Linked DNA regions of Homo sapiens: region 2 is linked to region 1. Evidence: chromatin loops called from intact Hi-C (ENCODE). Cell type or tissue: PC-3. All regions are shown on one strand. Each heading gives the region's core, and the rest is flanking DNA. Links, peaks and the distances in the headings are about the cores only.

Region 1 (2,811 bases), core at 162-2,661:
CTTGTGTTGCCTCCTCTACACCCCTGCTGCCCAAAGTGTGCCCTGTGGACCAGCAGCATCGCCATTCCCTGGGAACTTGTTAGGAATGCGTATTATCAGGCCCCATTCCAGATCTGAATCGGAAACTGGCGTGCATTTTAACAAGACCTTCAGATCATTCTGATACATGCTCAAATTTGAGAACCACAGTTCCACAATCTGACCACTCACAGCTTGGTCTATGGACCAGCAACATTCATTATTACCTAGGAGCTTGTTAGAAAAAGAATCTCAGGCTCTGCCCCAGCCTCACTGGATCAGAATTCGCATTTTAACAAGCTCTTCAGGTGACTTCTATGCACATTAAAGCTAGAGAAACACTGCTCTAGAACACTGGTTCTCAAACTTGCTGTACGTTAGAATCATTTCTGATGTGTGGGTCTCATTCCCAGAGATTCTGATTTAATTGGTTTGGGATTTAGCCTGAGAATCAGATTGTAAAATCCCAGGTGCTTCTAATATGCAGCAAGTTTGAGACCCTTACACCATTTTACCTGTTAGTGTAGATGACACTGGAGATGATTGTAATCAGAGAGAGAAAGAGAGGGAGAATGCTTACCAGGTCTAACAAGGAGTGCAGGAGATGAAGCCTCTGCTGGAGCCGCTGACGCCTGGTTAAAGATGGCTATGGGTCCAGGGGCAGGGACAGGCTGGACCAGATGACTGCCTTAGCCACCTACCCTCACATTGCTTGCTCATCTGCAAGTGCTGAACTCCTGGTATCCACAAGGCGATACTTGCAGATTTATCCTCTGCAAAAATGCAGAGCTGGGCTATCTGAAGTCTGGTCCAGCCAGGGCCCCTTCCCTATCTTGATGATGCTTTGATGTCCTCAGGGATCAGCCCCAACTTAAAAGGCGATCATGGGTCTGGAAAACGCTGTGCCCACAAGAATTGCCTGGTTATTACCATGCTGGGGTCTCAATTCTCCCTTTGTTTTCTTGAAGCAACTGGTTGGAGATAGGGTCTGGGGGGGAAACAGGAGAATTTGCTCTGAAGAATGAAGGAGGCAGGCAAGGTGTGGTATGAAGATGGTAGCTCTTTATCGAGTGTTTATTGTGTGCCACACACTCCTAGGGTACTTTACCGAATCCTTCACAACAATTATATGAAATCAGTATTACTACGTGCGTTTCACACAGAGATGTTAAAGTCCTTACTCAACATCTACCCTCAGTAAGAGGTGGTAGTACCTGCATATGAATCCAGGCAGCTGAGCTCCCGAGATGATACCTAAACACTAAGCATGGTGGGGTCGGGTTGGGATGCAGGGGGATGGGGTTAAGATGCAGCACCTTTGCACAGATGCAATCTGTGGAGCACAGAAGGGCCCACTTGCTCAAAAACATCACCAAAGTGATCCGTGATCCAACAGAGTGCCTGGAACGCCTCCATTAGCATTCTTTATCTGGTTTTAAAAACAATCTCTCAGCATTTCCATTAAATGGCAAATATGCTATTGAGAGAGAAGCACATGAACTCCTTATGCCCATTATCACAGCATAGATTAATTTGTTGGATTAATGGGCTGCACCAGCTGGAGGAAGAGTTGGAAATTTCTGGAGGTGGCCAGGCGGGAGAGGGTGGGCATGTGAAGGGGGCTGTGTAAATCGACTGCCACCTGGTGGTCATCTTGCAGAAGTGGCAGTCACTGGCCACTGAGACACCCAGCACCATTTTCCCAGAAGGAAGATGCGAGCACCTGTTTGGCCTTAGGCCAAAGAGACAGAGGGAAATTTACTCTGTTCACATGGTTATATGTTTTCTAAAATTTGCAAAACAAAGATATTTTAAATTTTTTCTTTTCTTTTTGTTTTTTTGAGATGGAGTTTCACTCTTGTTGCCCAGGCTGGAGTGCAACAGTGTGATCTCAGCTCACTGCAACCCCCGCCTTCTGGGTTCAAGTGATTCTCCTGCCTCAGCGTCCTGAGTAGCTGGGATTACAGGCACCCGCCACCACGCCCAGCTAAATTTTTGTATTTTTAGTAGAGACGGGGTTTCGCCATGTTGGCCAGGCTGGTCTCGAACTCCTGACCTCAGGTGATCCACCCACCTCAGCCTCCCAAATTGCTGGGATTACAGGCCGTGAGCCACTGCGCCTGGTCAAATTTTTTCTTAAGAGAGCCACTAAGATTAGATAAGCTTCAGGCCCCCCAAAACCAGCATCTACCCTGAAGAGCTGAGGCTTGGAGTCAGGTGGCCTTTCTAGAGCGTAAAGAGTCACAGTTCTTTATCAGGACAAGAGGATTATTCCAGGGACTCCAGTGGGAGGAACTATGAAACTCAGTACAAACAGCACATGCTTCCTTGCTTTGACCTTGCCATTCAAAGTGTGGTCTTTGGATACATCGACCAACTGTCCTGGTTTCCCTGGATGCAGAACTTTCAGTGCCAAAACTAGGAAAGTCGTGGGCATACTCGGGTGGGTTCGTTATCCCAACTGCAGATTCGCAGCACTGGCATCAACCTGGAAGGTTGCTAGAAATGCAGACCCAGACCTACTGAGTCACACTGCATTTTCCAAGATCTGCAGCAAATTCATGTGCATATTAAAGATCGAGTTGCTGTGGCTTCCCCAGGAAGAGAGGGGCCCACACTGGCCCTGAAATGTATGCCTTCAAGGGGTTTGGTGGGCTGCAAAACCCCACAGAGTGATTGCAACTGGTCTTGAATTCCAACAATAAAAGGCCAGCTTCTTGCTCCAGGCCTAGCTGGCCCTTTTTTCCCTGGTCACAGTGACATAGGCCTCCCAGGGCATAAAGTACTTAGTTC
Region 2 (2,811 bases), core at 52-2,551, 260 kb before region 1:
AGGCCCAGGAGTGAGCCCAGCCATGGCCAGCAGAACTGCTCAGCCCAAATCACCAACCTGCCAATCGTGAGTAAATAGATGGCTGCTGTTTAAAGCTGTAAAATCAATTGATGGGCTTAGGCTTTGCCCAAGATGAAGTAACAGGAACCTGATTTATCTTCCTGCATGAAACAGCTAGAATAACCAGGCAAGAATCTGGACATTGGGTGGATCACAAAGGATGGTGATGCGAGAGATGGGAAAACCACATGAACTCCACGACAACCCCAGCTCACAGCCTAGAAAAATGTTTCCAGGCCACAGTACAGACAAAGGGAACCCAGGTGGAGCCAGGGAGCTTCTGAGTTGAGGAGACACAGCAGAGTCCCAGGAGATCAAGGTGGCCAGAGTTCTTAGGACAGAGTACTGGGGAGGAGAGAGCTGCACAGAGAGCCTCAGAGATGTGCAGAGGGTGCCCCTCAAGTATTCAGCAGTGTACTCATCAGCTCGTGCGTGTGATGAAACCACCCGAGGTCCTTCTGAAAGGAGGAGAGAACAGTGCCCAGGACTCACACAGAGCCAGAAACAGTGCCCGCTGCCTCCAGCTAGACTGGAATTGAGTAGAATATGCAGGAAGGCCATGCCTCAATAGTGGGGAATAATTGGTCCTAGACAGAACACTCCTCTGGAGGTCCCTAACAAAAGCAAGACCTAAAAGGATCAGACTGTTTCCAAATAATTGCATCCAAGAAAAGCTAACTGACGTAGAAACTAAAACATATGAGTGCTCGTGATATTCCAGCAACTTTAAGTATATGTAAGCATTTTACATATATTACTACATTTATATTACTTTATTTACAACAATGCTCTGAAAGAGCTGCTATTATTATCTCCATTGTACAAATGGTAGTCTGTACATACAGAGTACCTGGCACATAGCATGTTCAATAAATAAATGCTTTTTCCTTCAACTTGCCATCTTTGCTCCCTGTCTGCAACCATTAATAACCAAATGACTTTTCCCGAGTTCTACATCCACTACAAAGATTATGGCTTTAGGAAGGCAAAAACTTCAGCATTCAGGAGGAAAGTGGTCCCTGGAATTCTGAGAGTCCTGGATGAAGAGTCAGGAGTGAAGACTCCAGCCTGGCCCTGCCACCACCTTGCAGGGTGACCCTGAGCCAGCCTTAACTTCTCTGGGCCTGATTCGCCGCATTGCAGACGGGTGAATTCAGATTAGGTTTTCCCTAAAGCAAACTTCTCGCTCTAGAGGCCAGGATGCCTCAACCATCCTCAGGCTAAAACTCTGATAGTAGAGGATGGCAAAGTTGAGGAAAGAGTGCATTCATCTCCACTTGAATACACATGTACACACGCTCACACGCACACACGCGCGCATCCATTGCCAGCCTCTGATTGCCAGCCTCTAATTGAGCCGCTCTCTGGCCCTGTGCAGCATTACCCACTTCAGCCAGAAGATGGTGCTGCTTCTCCATGAGAGTTCAACTACATTCGTTCAAAACTTAATGGTTGAGCACCTGTGCCCAAAACGTTGCGCTGGGCAGTGTGAACACAAAGGGGATTACAATATGGATCGCTCTTTCCAGAACTTTACACTGTAGTGACAAACAACCAAAGGTACCATGAAATGAATTGGGACTTTGCTGGGACGAAACTAAACATTACTGAAAAGTGCCAGGCACGAGCTGCTTTACGACACTTCTTTTCAAGACTAGGGCTCCTTCCCCAATGTATACATATGTCAGAACATCATGGTGCACACCATAAATACATACAATATTTACTTGTCAATTAAAAAAAACATTAAAAATAAAAATAGGTAACCAGACACAGTGGCTCACGCCTGCAATCCCAGCACTTTGGGAGGCCAAGGCAGGTTGGATCACCTGAGGTCATGAGTTCGAGACCAGCCTGACAAACATGGTGAAACCCCGTCTCTATTAAAAATACAAAAATTAGCCGGGTGTGGTGGCGTGCGCCTGTAATCCCAGCTACTCAGGAGGCTGAGGCAGGATAATTTCTTGAACCCAGGTGGCAGAGGTTGCAGTGAGCTGAGATCACGCCACTGCACTCCCACCTGGGTGACAGGGCAAGACTCTGTCTCAAAGTAAAAATAAAAATAAAAAATAAAAATAGGCCAGGCGCAGTGGCTCACGCCTGTAATCCTAGCACTTTGGGAGGCCGAGGCAGGCAGATCACCTGAAGTCAGGAGTTTGAGACAAGCCTGGCCAATATGGCGAAATCTCGTCTCTACTAAAAATATAAAAATTAGCCGGGTGTGGTGGCTGGCACCTGTAATCCCAGCTACACGGGAGACTGAGGCAGGAGAATCACTCGAACCTGGGAGTCGGAGGTTGCAGCAAGCCGAGATTGCACCACTGCACTCCAGCCTGGGTGACGGGGCGAGCTCCATCTCAAAAATAAATAAATAATAAAATAATAAAATAAAATAAAAGTAAACAACAACAAAAACCCCAGGGACTCTAATTTTCAAGATGATAAAAGTACAAAGCTGGTAAATGTTTATTTGATTTCTGCTTCTCTGTGGCCTTCACAGCACAGGGCACCTGACTGATGATCAGTAAGTTTGCATTGATTGATTGATTGAATTATAACTGCAGACAGAAACCTAAAGGCTAAGTCAGAGTGGCAGGAACAAAGAGAGCCCTCAGCCCAAACGCTGCAATTCCTAGATGAAAAATGAGGCCCAGAGAGAGAAAGGAAGAAAAGCCATGTGCCTGGCCCAAGGGAGGAGCTCCCTAAACATTTGCTAAATTCATAAAGTGCTTTTGCCTATGTCATCACTTA

What was found. Hi-C counts contacts between places; a loop is a spot of excess contacts. Peaks named below come from ENCODE experiments on the same cell type or tissue, not always from the same donor. Only the 100,000 strongest peaks of a DNase experiment are listed, where the experiment ranks them.
Region 2: it touches region 1 in a loop (14-fold over the local background); 88 of 110 quality-filtered maps call a loop at or near these places.

Annotation. Positions count from the first base shown.
Region 1 is chr17:57,856,956-57,859,766 of GRCh38, reverse strand. No RefSeq gene overlaps it. Among named protein-coding and RNA genes, the nearest start is that of MRPS23, 8.3 kb to the right of the region's middle. In PC-3, for the core only: a CTCF peak has its summit at 1,654 (motif pointing left); a DNase peak (open chromatin) is centred at 1,666.
Region 2 is chr17:58,111,869-58,114,679 of GRCh38, reverse strand. No RefSeq gene overlaps it. Among named protein-coding and RNA genes, the nearest start is that of DYNLL2, 30 kb to the right of the region's middle. In PC-3, for the core only: CTCF peaks have their summits at 1,256 and 1,457 (motif pointing right); a DNase peak (open chromatin) is centred at 1,469.